Linked DNA regions of Homo sapiens: region 2 is linked to region 1. Evidence: read pairs that join two places in POLR2A ChIA-PET (ENCODE). Cell type or tissue: MCF 10A. All regions are shown on one strand. Links, peaks and the distances in the headings refer to the core of each region. The heading gives the core; the rest is flanking DNA. Region 1 holds the start of RNF228 (ring finger protein 228). Region 2 overlaps SGPP2 (sphingosine-1-phosphate phosphatase 2).

Region 1 (8,334 bases), core at 214-8,213:
CCCCCTCCCGGGTTCAAGGGATTCTCCTGCCTCAGTTTCCCAAGTAGCTGGGATTACAGGCGCCCATCACCACCCCTGGCTAATTTTTGTATTTTTTCTTAGAGACGGAGTTTCACCACATTGGCCAGGCTGGTCTCGAACTCCCGATCTCAAGTGATCCACCCGCCTCAGCCTCCTAAAGTGCTGGGATTATGGATTTGTGCCACTGTACCCAGCCTATATAATATTTTTAATATTATATTAATTTATATATGCATCGCATGAGGTCAGGTGTAGAATTTTTTCACTTGTGGCATCATGTTGGTGCTCAAAAAGTTTTGGATTTTAGATGTTTAAATTAGGGATGCTCAACTTATGCCGAGTTCCTTGTTTCTGATCCCTTTCAATACATCTTTCTCTAAAGTGGAACTCTAATTCCTACATGAATGACCAGGCTTTACTACTTAAACCTTCAGGTGACACTGGCACTGGCCTGACAGTCTGTTAAGGCAGGTGTCTATGGCCTGTGTCACACAAACTCACACTCTTTAGCAATGTCACGCCTCCTCCCTGTACCTACAGAAGCCCCACATGGCATTTTTAAGAGTCCTAAAAATGAATGATTGACTCTAGGATATAAAATAATTGATTTGGGCTCCTCTGAAAAACCTATCCAAACTCAGACAGTAAATTTTACTATGGTTAACCAAATTCTCGCAATTGTTTATGACTCCATCAACAGGATGTGTTATTGACAAAAGCTGTACTGGACCTCTCAAAGAGAGTTCAGTATTATCTAAATGACCATGAGCTATAGAAGAAATGCCTGTAGTCATTAAATTCTTTGAGAATGCTATCTTACACTAGTTAGGAGCTGTAAGATATTACTGCTTTTGGTTTCACTTTAACCAAATCTGTGACTTTGTGGTAGCTCCATGGTCCTCAACCAGAGACATTTTTGGTTGTCACAACTGGGGAGAGGTGTTACTGAGATCAAGTGTGTAGAGGCCAGAGATGCTGCTAAACATTGAACAATGCCCAGAACAGCCCCACATCAAAGACTTATCCAGCTCCAAATGTCAATTATGCTGAGCTTGAGAAAGCCCAGTGTCATCCTACACTCTGTTCCTCAAGTCTGTCATTCAATGGTGAGAATGCATAATAAAGTGAAGCTTCAAAATCTTAAGTGTTTTGCCCATATGCACACCATATTCAAACATACAGACCTTCAGAACTATTTTTAGTCACTTGGTATGGAGGCCACACTAGCCCTCCTGTTCATGTGCTTCTCTTCTCCCAGATACTCTGTTTTAAATATGTCCTACATCAGCATTACGTCTCATCTCAGCACACAGCTACTCAAGGCTTAAAGCACAAGAACCCAGTTTAACACTGCATAAATGAGCATTTTCAGGCTTTTCCCAATCATACAACTAAATGAGGGAAAGAGGACAGAAAGCCACTTCCTATAGTTAGGTTAGTGTCACTTTGTAATATTCCAAGGCCAGACTAAGGCCTTCTCAGGATGTCCCCTCAACCCACCCTCTCTGATCACCACCCCATCACTAAGTGAAATGCTTAAAAAATTGAAAGAATGTTATTACCCCAAGTAATAATTACAAAATTAAAAACTAGGAAATGGAAAATAGTGGGTTTTAATGAGCTTCACTTAAAGCCCTTCAAACTGAAGACATCACATTCACTATTAGCATGGAGTAAAACATTTATTTTCAAATGTCATAGAAACAATATTTATAAGTCCTCTTCTCCACCTCTTGTGTGGTGATTTACTGATTTCTCTCTTTCTTTCCTTCTTTTTCTTCAGCTTGCTTCCCATCCAGTCATCCTTTTTCACAAACATTCCCTGGGGCATCTTGCTGTCTTCTGCAGAGAAACTGAAAAAAAAGTAGGAACATTCCCAGCTGTGGGAATCCAGAACATTCCAAAGTCATCTTTTCTTTTGTTGAGGGGGAAGGTGGGTTCCCTGCTCATAGGGTGAGGCCCAACCTGGAGAAATCGGGGGACAGACTTTCTGGTTAGGAGTATCTGAACACCACCCCTCAGTTGGTCCTCAAGCCCACCACTCCTGTCACCTACCCAGTGCTTCTTAAGCCTTATTTCTTGCTACCCGGTCCAGTTGATCTTCTGTTTTCATTAAATCAAGAGGACCTGTCCCATGTTACCCCTGGAGTTTCAGCTCTCTACATGTGTACGTTAAAAGTTTAAGTGGACGAAGCCAGTGAGGGAGCCCAGGAACTCGGTTTAAGCCGCACTTTGACAGTCTGTGAATCTGTTTGACAACTTTCTCCCCTCTCTGCCTCTGTGAACGCCTGTGCACCAACGAAATAGCCACCTAGATCCGCTGTGGTCAGCGTCAGGAAAACAGCAAGACCCAGCTATGAATCTGTTGTCTTCGTCCTCCTTTAAATCTCAGCAATATTTCAGAGAGAGAGAGAGGGAGAAAAAAAATACTGTTCAGCTCAAAAATTTCCTCTAAATGATACAAGGAAAACGCCGCCGTTCCGTTTGTACCCTAGATGTGGGCTGCAGGGCTGCCTGGGCTCTGCTAACAAAAGCACAAAGCGTGAATGGCCTGGTGATGGCTGTTTTTTCGCCCATGGACGGAGAGATGAGATCACGATTTTCACGAAGAGAAGAAACCGCCGCTGCCAGGCGGTTGAGGCTGCCGTTTCCCCTCCCCGCGCGGGTCCCGCATTACATCACTGGTGAGCTCTGGCTTGGGGGTGGGTGGGTGAAAACGAGGCTTCGCCAGGGACCCAGCCCCCGGGCGAGGAGGATAAACAGAAACACACTGGTGGGGAGGTCGTGTCGAGGAAGAGAAAGAAGGAAAACTCAGGAACCGGTTTCCTGCCACCACCCCGCGTAGGGGGCGGGGGACTGCTGGGGTAAAAGGCAACATCTTTATAAGCAGCCGCACCCCAAATCTCCTTCCCGAGCGCCTCCAGGCCGCCCTCAACTCCCAATTTCAAGTCCAACAAAAACCGATATCCTAAGCTGCTGGGAAAGCTGCGTTGAGAAGGCCGAGGGGGACTGCAGAGGAGCCCAGGGACGGGGAGGGACCGTGGTGCACGCGCCGGGGGCGGGGGACGGGGAGGCGGGAGGGGGAGGCGGTCGCTGCTGCGCCCCCGCCTGGCCCAGCCAGCGGTGCCTCCCCCGCCAGGCGACAGCAGTCAGAGGGGGGAGGCAGAAGCGCCTCCTCCCCGCCCGGAGCCCAGGCGGCGGTGCAGGGGGAGGAAGGCACCTCACCTTGCCCCCGATGAGGGGCGGATCATGCCATGGCAGCGCCGGCGAGCGACAGCGGCGGCAGCCAGCAGAGCCCAAGCAGCAGCCCCGGGAGCCGGGAGGGAGCTGGGGTCGCCGCGAAGGGAGCCCCGGACTGCGGAGACGCAGGAGCCCGGGACGCAGCGGAGACGGTCTCCGGCCTCCCTCCGCTTGAGGACTACGAGTGCAAAATCTGCTACAACTACTTCGACGCGGACCGGCGCGCGCCCAAGCTGCTGGCGTGCTTGCACACCTTCTGCCAGGAGTGCCTGAGCCAGCTGCAGCTCCGCGCCGCCGCCGCCGCCGCCGCTGCCGCCGCGCCTGAGCGCCCGCCGCGCCCGCCGCCCTGGCTCTGCCCGCCCGGCGCCATCGCGTGCCCGGTGTGCCGCCACCGCACGCCGCTGCCCGACAGCCGCGTGCACGGCCTGCCCAACAACACCAAGCTAGCCGAGGCCTTCCCGCTGGCTTTGCGCGCAGCGCACGACCCGCTGCCCCAGGACCGCCTCCCGCCGCTGCCCGCGCGCCTGCCCGCGCCCGCTGCTGCCCCGCCGCCCACCCCGGCCCCGCCACCGCCGCCCTCCCCCGCCCCACCGCAGCCGCCGCCGCCGCCGCCTGCCGAGGACGCGGCCCCCGGGCCTCGAGCCCGCCCCGGCCTGCGCGCCCCGGGCGCCTACGACAGCTGCCAGAACTGCAAGCGCGCGGCGCTCACCGCTGGCTGCGTGTGCGTGGTCTTCTCCTTCCTCTCCATGGTGGTGCTGCTCTTCACCGGCCTCATCTTCGTCAACCACTACGGCGGCGGGGGAACCCCCGGAGGCGGGGCGCCCCCTGGCGAGGCACCGGCCACCGGGTCGCCCTCGCCCTCGCCCGTGGGGCCCATCTGCCTGTCGGTGGCCAGCATCCTGGCACTCTTCTCGGTCGTTGTCACCTGGGTCATCTGCTGGCTCAAGTATCGGCCCGAGGGTGCGGCCGCGGGCTCGACGGGGGGCAGCGGCGGCGGCGGCGGCCCGAGGGCACGGGCTGCGGCGGGCGGCGCGCGGAGGAGCGACACATAGCCGGGCCACGCCGCGGAACCGGCGCCTGCACCTCCAGCCCCGCGTGGCGGGAGAAGAGGGGGCCTCTGGCTCGGTGCGCTCGAGCTTCTGCACCCTCTCCCTGCTGCCCCCGGGCTCTCCTGGACTCACACTCTCTCCCAACTCGGCCACTGAGGAGCCTCGGTTTTCTGTCCCTCGGGCTTCTGTCGCCCCTCGCCCTTCGCGCTGGGCCAGAGAGGGAAACTGAACAGGAAGGGATGTTGGTGGGGGGGGGGGGTCTCTTTTGCCTGGACTGTGCAAAATTGACCTCCGCGTTATGCACCACCCTCGTCCTCGTCAGAATGTGCGGCCATCCCTCCCTAGAGCACAAAGATCTGCAGAGACGAAGCAAGGGGAGGGGGAGCCCCACCGCCCCGCCTGAAAGCTGGTTTTCTGGCCGCCAGGACTTGAGAGTTTCTTTAAAGGTGCAGCTGCGCGCGTGCACACGTGCATCTGTGGCGGCTGTGAATGGACTTGAATTGCCCGGAGGAAGAATGAATGGGATGTAAACGTGAGAGGAAAAGGATTTCCTGCTTCCTAGCGGTCCTGGAAAGGGAGAGATCCTGAGCGCTGAGAGTGACGGACACTCCCCGCCGGCACAGCGCGGGCGTGCCCGGAGCTCAGGCAGCAGCTGGGCGCGATGGGGCAGGTGCACGGCGCGCGTGCGCGATCGGAGCCGACTCGGAGTGGCCGAGGCTGCGGCGCGCCCAGGGCGGTGGGCCCTGTTGCCCATGGCCGGGTGTTGTCTGGAGCAGAGCCTAGAAGTCTCATCTCCTGGAAGCTTGTGGTTGTTTTATTCACGGTGTTACTGCCAGGAAGTCTTCTGTAACTAGACTCAGGGAGCTTAAAGAGCCTGTTCTCCCTTCTCTCAAAAGTGGCTTACGGTTGCCCCCACCTGGAAGATATTGAAAGCTATTCACACAGAATATAAACTAGATTTTCTCCTTCCCCTCGCCTTTTTTTCTTAATTTCATTTAACATATAATTTATTTTTGAATATATAAATCTGGAAATTTTTGTGCATTAAGATTTCCAGAAAATTGTTTGATAAGCAGTGACATTATTCCCATACCTCGAGTCCAAATACATTTCGAAATTAGGAGCAGAAAATAAAAGCCTGTTGGTAATTGATTCAATATTTTATACTGTGAAATAACTAATGACTTTTAATTATCTGATAAAATATAAACTAGTGCCCAAACATGAAATCAACTAACTGAAGGTCTTTCTGCCTTTGGCTACAAAAGATATATATCGTATACACTTATTAGAAAGTATTATATGATTTTGAATTTAGCTGTTTGATATTGTTGGAATTACTGAAATGTTCACATACAGTCACATGAGATGAAAAAGAATATATATCTATCTGATTTTGTAACTACAAAGATGAATTGCCAGTATATGTTGCAAGTGGGTTAGATGCCTTTTTTTTTAAGAAGGAAAACTGTTCCAAATGTATTTTATATGAAAACATTCTTTATTCCATCTTTTGAAATTTGGAATAAGACAAAGTTTTCATGCTTAAAAATCACAGAATCTACTGAAGGTATGCTATTATTCCTCGAGTATTTATGCAAGCTGTCTGCATGATATCCTGACACTATTCTATTAATTGAACTTGAATCGAGCATTTGTATCTATCATAGGAGTGAAGTAATTTATTGGCCATTGATAAGTGGTTTGGCTGCAATGTAGAAACTACAGTATGAAGTGTTTTATGTCTGCATTGTCTTAATAATAAAAACAAGAGGTATTTATAGAAATATCTATTTTCATGACATTAATTTCATGGTAAAATTGCTCCATTATTTGTGTGGCACTTCTCTTCCTTAAATACATGTCCCCTTCTAAATCCAAATTTCACATTTTTAAATGGGGCTGAGAGAGAAATAACTCACACATGGAAATGTGCGTTGCTAAGATGGGCATTTAGTGGGATTATTTCTAGGAATAATGACCCTGGAAGGCCCAGTGAGATCTGTTGTATTCTGAAGAGAGAAGTAACTTACATATTTACTACCACAATGTCCACTAAAACTAAACTCTGTTGTCAGACTTTGTTCTTGCCTTCTATGAAATGTTTTTAGGTTTCTATTACTAAAAGTCACTTTTCAGAACTTAGTTTTAATTTATTTATACCCCCATGTCTTGTGTTTTACTTCTATATCCATTTTTACCTCTTATTCATTCTTTATTTACCTCCATTACTAAGATTCTGTTTGCACTAAAAACTGTTGAGTTGCACAAGTGCAGCTACACATGTATATATGTATGTATTAGGTTTATGTTTAAAGATATATTATGTATAAAATATATGCATACTGGTAACAACTTGGCTTTGTGGCTGTAACCATTGTACATGTGTACACACACATGAGTTTTTTATGTGTGCTAAACTGGCAACCTAGAAGTCTGTCTAAGGTTACTTTGGGCACCAGGTTTCTTTTTAGAGTTTATTTGTGCTCCAGAGAAGTATGCCAATAATGTAACCTAAAAGATTCCTCATAACTGAGAAATACATTCTTGAATCACCTCGATGGCAACAGAAGCCACATTTTGCTTCTATTATAGATTGCACGTGTAAATTTCATGTAATTGAAATTTGAGTTAGAATACTTTGAAGTCAAAGAGACACACTTAGCAGATCAGTATCTAAACATGGAGAGAGATTTTCTGTGGCTTACCATGCTTTATTGCTAATTTCTGATTTTGCCATCAGGAACTGAGTGGCAGGATGTGGTCATGGAAAATATCTGTCTGGTTTCTAGTGGTTATCTGGCATTCAGGTCTCTCTCCCCTCTCTCCATTCAGCAGATTGGGTTTAATCATTTATATTTACGTGGAAACACCTATACACCAGCACCTTAGACAAAGCAGGAGTTTAAGAAGTAATTGTTGAAATAGCAAGTAAGTTGTCTGGAGGATTCCTGGTGAAAGTGGTATTTTTTTTTCCCTTCCCATGGCAACTCTTCATCTTGGAAAAGCTTGATTCAATCCTGGACACCTCTACTACCAGTAGAGTCACTACAAAAAGCCAGGCCTGGTCTGGTCTCTGTACCTGCTTGGAAACTCCTGGTCCCCATGGGCCACATTCTGCCTAGGTTCTAGGGCTACAGGTTAGACTCATCATCATGCTTTCATAGGATCTACATTTCAGGTGAAAGAAACTCATGATGCAGGTGGCGAATTAAACATTCAGTCTCTGAATACAATATGATTTAGTGAACAACAGGCACATCTAGAAAGCACATTGGATTTGGGGTCAGTATCTGCAGGCAGGAGGTGTAAGCCTGAACATTGGTTCTCTCTTTAGTCGGAAAGACCGTTAAAAATCATTTAACCTCCTTTGAGTCTCAGGCTCCCCATCTATAAAATTAGGGGTGGGGAGTATCAGCGCCCCCTACCTCATGGAGTTGGTGTGAAGATTTGTACACATAAGAGGGTAAATTCATGAAAATTCTTTGGAAACTAAAGCCCTATATGGACCTTGCTTTTATTTAGGTCTCCAAGTGTCTAATATTACCTCCCCAGAGAGGTCTGCCCTGGCCACTCTATTCCCAGTGGGTATCTATCCCAGTTTTACTTTCTTAATGAGATTTACTTTGTATAATATGTGTTATACTGTTTGCAGTAGTCTTAGTTATCAGTTGCATTTTTCATCACTCTCCTGCAGAATGTAAAGACATAAACAGGAACTTTGTCTATCTGGTCATCCATTTGATCTGCAAAGCCTTAACCAGTTCTGGGCACATAGTGAGTGGCTGATAAATGTTCTGTTGAGTCTGCTGAAGGGACACTCTGGAATTAATCTTAAGTGACTTGGCTTTCCAGACTCACACTGACCATAACTCCTGAGATCCTGGGAGGCTTAGGTAAATAGTTTCCTTCCCTACTTCATAAGAATTTTTGAAAGGCAAAAAAAAAAAAATACTTATGGCAAGCACTTTGAGTTTTGAGAAAAATTAGCACTATAACAGTGGAACTCTTACTGTTTTATATT
Region 2 (8,334 bases), core at 82-8,081, 130 kb before region 1:
TAAGAGAGTATTTCTGGTCTTCTATGGAACATGCCATATTTTATAGGCAAATATTAATGCATAGGCCTTACACATTAAAGGTCATCTCATCTTTTCATAACATCGTACATAATAAATATCAAGAATTTATTCTGGCTCCAAAATAATACAGGAAGTTTTAAGACAAGAAACATCTTAAACTTGTTTACCTTCATGTATGCCTCATATTTGCAAAACATGGTAGTTAAAAAAAAAACAGGAAATGAACAATTAAAAAAACCACTGAATATTTTATAATATTAATAAAGCTTAAGGCTCCTCCTGGGCTACTTTTCTACTTATGAAGGATGGAAAAGCAAATCCTCTAGACAAAAATGCAAGGCTCTGAAGATTTTTTTTTCTTTTTTCTTTTTAAATAATAGAAACAGCTTAAATGGAACTTGGGGAGGGTAGGGCTTAATGAGTTTAACCATGAGAGTTTAGAGTCTTTCATGGCGCTTTGAAGCTTCTTAAATAGTTCAGGGACATAATCCTAGAAAGGGTGATTTTGTTACTATTGTCACATGCAACCCACAAGTGGAGCAGGAGAGATAACCTTACTTTATTGCCCTCTTAAAATATTCTGCTTTGGGAATTATTTTTATTCGCTGTGAGTTGTGAAGCTGGGGCTGAGGTCATCACTTGCCTTTGCCTTCCATGAGCATACAGATGTCACCCATGTGTTGACAACCAGGTTAACTCCCACTCAGATCCTATTCTACCCCAGAAGATGCTTAGAATCTGTCATCCATCCTTTATGCCTCTTGTCATCTAGATTCCTTGTGGGAACTCTCCAGCTTTTTCTTTGTACTGAGGATTAGGTATAAATACAATAAATATGCTTCAACATTTCAATCATTTTAGACACCGGGGAGGTAGGAGAGACGGGGAAAATGATCTCAGATAAGACTATGAATTTGTAAGCTGCCATAGAGCTGTGCTGTTCAATATGGTATCCATATGTGGCTATTTAAATTTAACAAAATAAAAGATCCAGTTCCCAATAGTACCAGTTGCATTTCAAGTGCTCAACAGCCACGTGAGGCTAGTGGCTCCCAATATGGACGGTGCAATACAGAACATGTCCATCATCACACAAAATTTACATTAGATGTGTGGAATGGGAGAGTCTGAGTGTTTTCTCCATCATCCCAGCCAAGTTTTCTTTTATTTACTCCAGGATCAGTACTATGATTTCCTATACCATCACATTTTTTGCAAATTAAAGCAATTTATTCTTAAATTCTAAAAGCAGATAATAGTGATGGTTGCACAGCTTTGTGAATATACTAAAAACCTCTGAGTTGTACATTTATTTATTTATTTTAGAGACAGGGTCTTGCTCTATTGCCCAGACTGGAGTGTAGTGGCACAGTCATAGCTCACCATAGCCTCAAACTCCTGGGCTCAAGCAATCCTCCCACCTTAGCCTCCCAAGTTGCTGCGACTATAGACACATGTCACCACACCCGGGGAATATTTTTTAATTTTTAAAAACTTTTGTAGAAACAGGGTCTCACTCTGTTGCCCAGGCTGGAGCACAGTGGTTCAATCATAGCTCACTGAAGCATCAAACTCCTGGGCTCCCAAAGCATTGGGATTACAGGCATGAACCACTGCACCTAGCCGAGTTTTACATTTTAGAAGAGTAAACTTCATTGTATGTGAGTTATATCCCAAGTTAAGAAAATAAAGCCTAATTAGTCAAATATCAAGTAATAATTTTATAACCACCTTGTCAGGTATTGTACAGAGCAGCCCAAATGGTCTTATTCAAATGAAAATCAAGAATCAATTCATTTCTGAAAACAATCTCCATCCTCCAATGGCTCCCAATCACACTCAGAATAAAGTCCCAAAGCACAGCCATGGTCAAGGACTGAGATCTGACCTCTGCTCCTCTCTCCTACCTCCCTGCCTCTCCTTTTTTATGTTCCAGCCACTCTGGCCGTTGCTTACTGCCTCTTACTCGAGCATGTCTTGCACATTCCAGCCTCCTGAGCTTTGTCCTAAGCACACTCTCCTCCTGGTTGGCTCCTTCGCATCTCTGAGATTCCATCTCCCCTACACATCTCCGTTCAGAGATGCCTTCTCAAGCCCTCACCTCCCTGGCTCCACATCATAACCCTGTTCTATCTTCTTCATAGCTTGTAGCCCATCTGAAATTCTCTTAAACTTTTTTTTTTTTTAAAGAGATTGGAGTGGTGGGGGGTCTCACTATGTTGTCCAGGCTGGTCTTGAACTCTTGGGGTCAAGCAATCCTCCCGCCTTGGCCTCCCAAGTAGCTGGGATTACAGATGTATGCCACCATGACCAGCCTAATTCTCTTACTCTTGTACCTGTTAGTTTTTTTCATCTAAACTAGACTTCAAGCTCCTTGAAGGCAAGGACGCTGGGCACCTTGTTCCTGCAGAATTCCTGGCATCAACACAATGGCTGTTGTTCTGCCCACCACGCAGTAAGCATTCAACAAATGCTTGTTGTCTGAAGAGACAGAGAAATAAAAGTGGAGCATGCCATTAGCACACATTCTGGTTAGAAAGTAGCCATCTACGGGTTCTTAATGACACCCAAGGAGCTTTGAAAAATACACATACCTGGACTCTACTCCAGGAGCCTGATTTACTAGATCTGGAGTGAGGTTCAAATTGGCCTGTTTTTTTTTTTTTTTTTAACAGCTCCACTGTTTGGTCCAATTGCCTCATTTTCACAGAAGGGAATGAGGCTCACACTTGCCTGAGTTTTCAGCTAATCAAGCAGAAGCCTGCTTGTCAAGTCTAAGAAGCTCAGCTATCCAGGAACAAGTCTATGTGTGTTTCTGGTCCTCCATTACACTGTACCTGTGAAATCACTGTGGTTCACATTAAAGAAAATCTACTTTGACCCATAGGTCTGAAAGGGACTTTCATAACAGACCACTTCAGAATTTATCACAAGATAGAGTCAAGTTATTTATCTCTGAACTCACTCCTTCCTCATCCAAGCTCTCCTATTATAGTATTGAGGTTTTCACCTTGGCAGAGAGTTGTAAGCACATTTCACCTTGCATGCTTTTCTCCAAGTCAAATCCAGACAGCAGATATAAAACACTGAACATCAGCAATGGGAACAGCATCTCTCAAGAGCCACCTGAGTCATATTTCCCGTTATCTTTTTGAGAAAGATAAACACCAGCAGGCTCTCCTCTCTTTATCTTCAGATGCTTGCAGGTTAGAGAGAAAATTTTCTGTTTGTATTGGCAAAAAAAATCATGAAGTAAAAATGCTTAAATTTTTGAAGGATTCAAAAGGACCTCCTTGCTAGAGAGGAAAATTAAATGGTAATTGTTAACAAAAGTAAAAGATTACAAAATGCATCTACACTTTTGGAAATAAACCAAATGTTCTCTAGCACGCTTATCAAAAGAGGCAGGTCAGTACTATTGTTAAAAACTTGGGTTTCAATCCTTGCTTTACTATTCACTAGCTGTGTGGCCCTGGACAAGTGAGTTAATCTCACTGTGCCTCCGTTTCCTCAACTATATAACATAAAATACAGTTGACCCTTGAACAATGCACGGGTTAGGGGTGCTGACCCCTGTGCAGTCAAAAATTTGCATATAACATTTGGTTCCCTAAAAGCTTGACTACTAATAGCCTACTGTTAACTGGAAGCCTTACTTATAACATAAACAGTCAATCAACATATATTTTATATGTTCTATGCATTATATACTGTATTCTTATAATAAAGTAATCTAGAGAAAAGAAAATGTTATTAAGCAAATCATAAGGAAAATATATTTAATATTGATTAAGTGAAAGTAGATCATCACATTTTTTTTTTCCTTGTCTTCATGTTGAGTAGGCTGAGGAGAAGGAGGAAAAGGAGGGGTTGGTTTTGCTGTCTTAGGGGTGGCAGAGGTGGAAGAAAATCTGTCATTGACATTTTGCTGGGCTGAGCTGGTTGCCTCCTGTTGTTGTGGAGGTGGCTCACTTCATCCCAACTTCTTGATACTTTCACTTCTGGAGGTCATATTTCTCTAAGATCTTCCAGAAAAGTCTTAACGCTGCCTTAGCCTTTTTTCCAGTCCAGCTCTTAAATTTTTTACTTCTCTTCCCCAGTAATAACATGAGTGTGAATCCAGCTTGTCCCCAAACCTGCCTGGCTTCAAAGCATCTGATTGTAAAGAATCTTCACCTATGCCTGTCATTTGTGGGCCTGAAGAAACTATCCATCCTTGCAAATGTCTCCTGCTGAGATGCCTCACACTGCGACTGTCTCTCCTCTTCCTTCCTCCATGGATCTGAGGATAGTCCTGATTCTCCTACCAGTCCCAAAGGCAAACAACCCACTGCTGCAGAGAATAGCGCCACAAAAGAAGGAAGACAAGGTCCCAGTCAAGAAACAGAAGACCAGAACTGTGTTCTCTTCCACCCAGCTGTGTGTACTCAATGATAGATTTCAGAGACAGAAATACCTCAGCCTTCAACAGATGCAAGAACTTTCCAATATCCTGAACCTTAGCTACAAACAGGTGAAGACCTGGTTCCAGAACCAGAGAATGAAATCTAAGAGGTGGCAGAAAAACAACTGGCCGCAGAATAGCAATGGTGTGACTCAGGCCTCAGCACCTACCTACCCCAGCCTCTACTCTTCTTACCACCAGGAATGCCTGGTGAACACGACTGGAAACCTTCCAATGTGGAGCAACCAGACCTGGAGCAATTCAAGCTGCAGCAACCACAGCCTGAACATCCAGTCCTGGAGCAACTACTCCTGGAACACTCAGACCTGGTGCACCCAGTTCTGGAACAATCAGGCCTGGAACAGTCCCTTCTATAACTGTGGAGAGGAATCTCTACAGTCCTGCATGTAGTTCCAGCCAAATTCTCCTGCCAGTTTGCCTTGGAAACTGCTGGGGAAAGCCATAACGTAATAAAGCAGACAACTAGGTATTTTAGTACTCCACAAACCATGGATTTATTCCTAAACTACTCCATGAACATACAACTTGAAGATCTGTGAAGGAGAGTGAAATTGATATTACTCAATTTGACTCTGGGCACTGGCTGAATCCTTCCTCTCCCCTCCTCCCCTCCCTCATAGGATTTTTCTTTTTTGGAAACCACATGTTCTGGTTTCCATTATGCCTATCCAGTCAATATGATGGAGGGTGGGGTATGGTTGAAGCCTAATCAGAGAGGTTTCTTTCTTTTTTCCTATTGGATCTTCCTGGAGAAAAGACATTTTAATAACCTTGGCTGCTAAGGACAACATGATAGAAGCTGTCTCTGGCTATAGATAAGTAGATCTAATACAGTTTGGATATCTTTAGGGTTTAGAATCTAACCTCAAGAATAAGAAATAAAAGTACAAATTGATGTGAAAAAAAAAGAAAATCTATTATTAGTGATCCCAAACAGTTCAAATCCATGTTGCTCAAGAGTCAACTGTACTTACTTTACAGAGCTGTGAAAATTAAATGCATCGATGCATGAGAAGCATTTAGACAGTGCCTGACATACAGAAAGTGCTGAGTAAATAAAAGTTCTTGTTGATAATAATAATGATGATTACTCCACCCATCAGCATTAAACAACTGCTAGGCCATGAGTTTCCATGTATCTCTGCTACCATGCTCAGCAAACATGAAAAAATATTTTTGAATTTATAGATCTTTTCCCTTCTCTTCCTTCCTTTGATTAAGAGTTTGATATTTATCTTCCTTTACTTTTAGTCCCCTTGCATTGCCATCAATCTATAAACCGAGGCACAAAGCTGCGGGGAGCCTGTGGTCAGTGGGAAAGTCTAGCAAGTGGCAGATAAAAGCAAGGCTAGCTGGAGATGGCTGTGCCTCACGACACAGCCCAGGGCTCAGCACATCAGCCCTTCAGACATCTGCTCTGCAGTTTCTCAGTCAGCCACACAGAGCGTGTAGGGTTTAGGTGCCTTGGGCACATCAAAATAATTCTGTACACACTTATGAGACCAGACAAAGAGGCAACTGGAGTGTCTCATGTGTGGTCACATACTTTCTAAATGATTAATATGACTTTCAAAGTATTCGCCATCAATGGGGTGAGAAGTTGATTACATCCACCTGCCCTTTTTTAGGTCACATGAAGAAACTAAGCTAATCATTTTACAGAGCACTTTTTTCCCTTTAAAATATCCCTCCAGATGATTGATTTCATAGGAACTTTGAAAATTGTTTCTGGAAAGTTTGGTTTTAGTGGGGAGTTTTGTTTGGTTAAATCTCTGATTGCAGTTTTTTTTTTTTTTTTCTCTTTTTGTATGGTTTTTATTCATTTGCTACTTTTCATTAAAAGCAAAGAAATGGGGGAAGGGAATGTTGGAATTCCAGTTAATTAAGACAATAAAAATGCATTATACATTTGGTCAAAATACATTTTCTATATTATGAAGGAAATTCACAAAGAGGTTGTTGTTTATAAATCAATATGAAGTAAACATTAAATAGTTAAAAAAAAGATGCAGAAAATAAAAAGAAACCCATTACCCTATTCATCCAGAGAGCTCTTGGAACTAAAGAAATGCTTTCATCAGAGTTCGAGTTCTAGGATGCATGGGAAAGCCAGTGAGAAAAGTGAGGCTCTCTTCCTGTCTTTCTCTCAAACATGGCAAAGGTTTGGTACCAACCCCCTTTTCAAACCCCAGGATTTGGTCTGGGAGTGGGAGGGAAGATGTGGCATCCGAGGTAGAACCTCCCCTCCAGGTTCCCATTAGGTCGTCTGCCAGCTGTGTCTCTCTCAATGCACGTTTTTGTTTAACAGAATGCACCATCAGTAAGCAATTCGATTCACACCTGAATCACTGAAGTTGCGGATCCTGGATGAAACCCATCTTACTGCTTTTGGAGGTGGAGTCTGTCCACCTACCTGAGGGTAACAATTGTTTCATCCTCAGCTATGTCCAGTTGATTTCTGCAATGATATCCATAGAAACTAAAAATATCTGTAGAAAATGATAGCCTATAACTAATTGATGGAAGGAAAGATAAAAGAAGAGAAAGATGATTATTTGGAAAATTTCCACAAATGGCTATGCTGCTGCTAAAAGGAGCTTCAACAATGTTAATATTAAAGCCATTAGTCCCAGGAAGGGCAGACTCTTTAAGCTGCTTGGTGCAAATGAGAAGATGGATGTTACTCAGGCAATGGCTGATGTCACCTCCATCTGCCAGGCATGGTCTGCTAGTAAATAACGTGGGGTGCTGGAACAGTTAGTGAGTGCTTTCTTCGTCTCAGAGGAGGCAGAAATGTTTGATGCTGCAGGACAGAACACAGTCTATATTTCATATTCTAGTTTCTCTTAAGTGGATGATTCCTTTTAGATTGAAGCACATGAAATTGACAATATTTGATTATTGTTGATACACAAAAATGTCAATTTCTTATGGTTCAGCTCATAAATATAAATATAGAGGTTTTCCATTTTAAAAGACAAATTCTGCCACCTCAAACCCGTGTCTGAACTTGGAGAGATGCTCATTCCCATACTTGCTAGCAGGGCCAATGGACCAAGGTGACCTCACAGATCAGAAGTCACAAACAAGCACCCTGCACATGGAATTATGACCCACAGATCTACATTCCCCTTGGTACACACATAACTGGCTTTTAGAAAATTAGTTGCCAGAATTTTAAAACTCCCCAGATTTCATACTGCTCTTGAAAATCAGCTTGGCAGCAGTGTGCATTCCCACAGTCCTTGTGATAAGAATTGGCTAACATGGTGAAACCCCATCTCTACTAGAAATACAAAAAATTAGCAGGGCGTGGTGGCAGGTGCCTATAGTCCCAGCTACTTGGGAGGCTGAGGCAGGAGAATCACTTGAACTTGGGAGGCAGAGGTTGCAGTGAGTTGAGATCGCACCACTGCACTCCAGCCTGGGTGACAGAGCGAGACTCCGTCTCAAAAAAAAAAAAAAAAATTGGCTGACCTGAGTAAAGGCTGCATCCTTAGGATGGGGCACGTGTTCTCCAAGTTCTTCAAAGTTGTAAACCTGACCATTTTTGTTTTTCACCTGGCCCAGGTGGGCTTTTCAGTCCTAGGTTAACTAAATGAATTTGTGTTTGTGTGTCCTCACCCAAAATGCCAAAGCCTGCAATCAAAATGTCAAAAAGTGGATGATGTTCTGACCAGTTAACTGTGAGCTCTTTTCCCTTCTCCAAATAGCAGCCCCACCCTCAATGTCTTAGAGAAGGTTCATTTGGTTTCAACGACCAGATGGGTAGAAAGGGAGAGAGACAAGACAGAACGCACAGTGGGAAGGCAGCATCTGTAGTCATCTCGCAAACAAGAACATGTTTT

What was found. Peaks named below come from ENCODE experiments on the same cell type or tissue, not always from the same donor. Only the 100,000 strongest peaks of a DNase experiment are listed, where the experiment ranks them.
Region 2: POLR2A ChIA-PET joins it to region 1 with 11 read pairs; 2 of 35 experiments call an interaction of 5 or more read pairs at or near these places.

What each region holds. Positions count from the first base shown.
Region 1 is chr2:222,315,007-222,323,340 of GRCh38, reverse strand. It overlaps RNF228 (ring finger protein 228), which reads left to right and starts at 3,186. Exons shown (of 1, transcript NM_001395871.1): 1 at 3,186-8,334. The coding sequence starts at 3,276. The coding sequence ends at 4,313. CT75 (cancer/testis associated transcript 75) reads right to left here and starts at 4,870. Exons shown (of 4, transcript NR_136642.1): 1 at 3,971-4,870. RefSeq lists silencers at 3,006-3,315, 3,956-4,285 and enhancers at 4,756-4,805, 4,582-5,177. In MCF 10A, for the core only: CTCF peaks have their summits at 4,105 (motif pointing left) and 5,223; DNase peaks (open chromatin) are centred at 4,940 and 5,190.
Region 2 is chr2:222,449,091-222,457,424 of GRCh38, reverse strand. The region is part of intron 1 of SGPP2 (sphingosine-1-phosphate phosphatase 2); the gene reads right to left. It also overlaps the pseudogene NANOGP2. Among named protein-coding and RNA genes, the nearest start is that of SGPP2, 29 kb to the right of the region's middle. RefSeq lists an enhancer at 5,806-5,855. In MCF 10A, for the core only: no CTCF peak of the experiment used is centred there; a DNase peak (open chromatin) is centred at 4,704.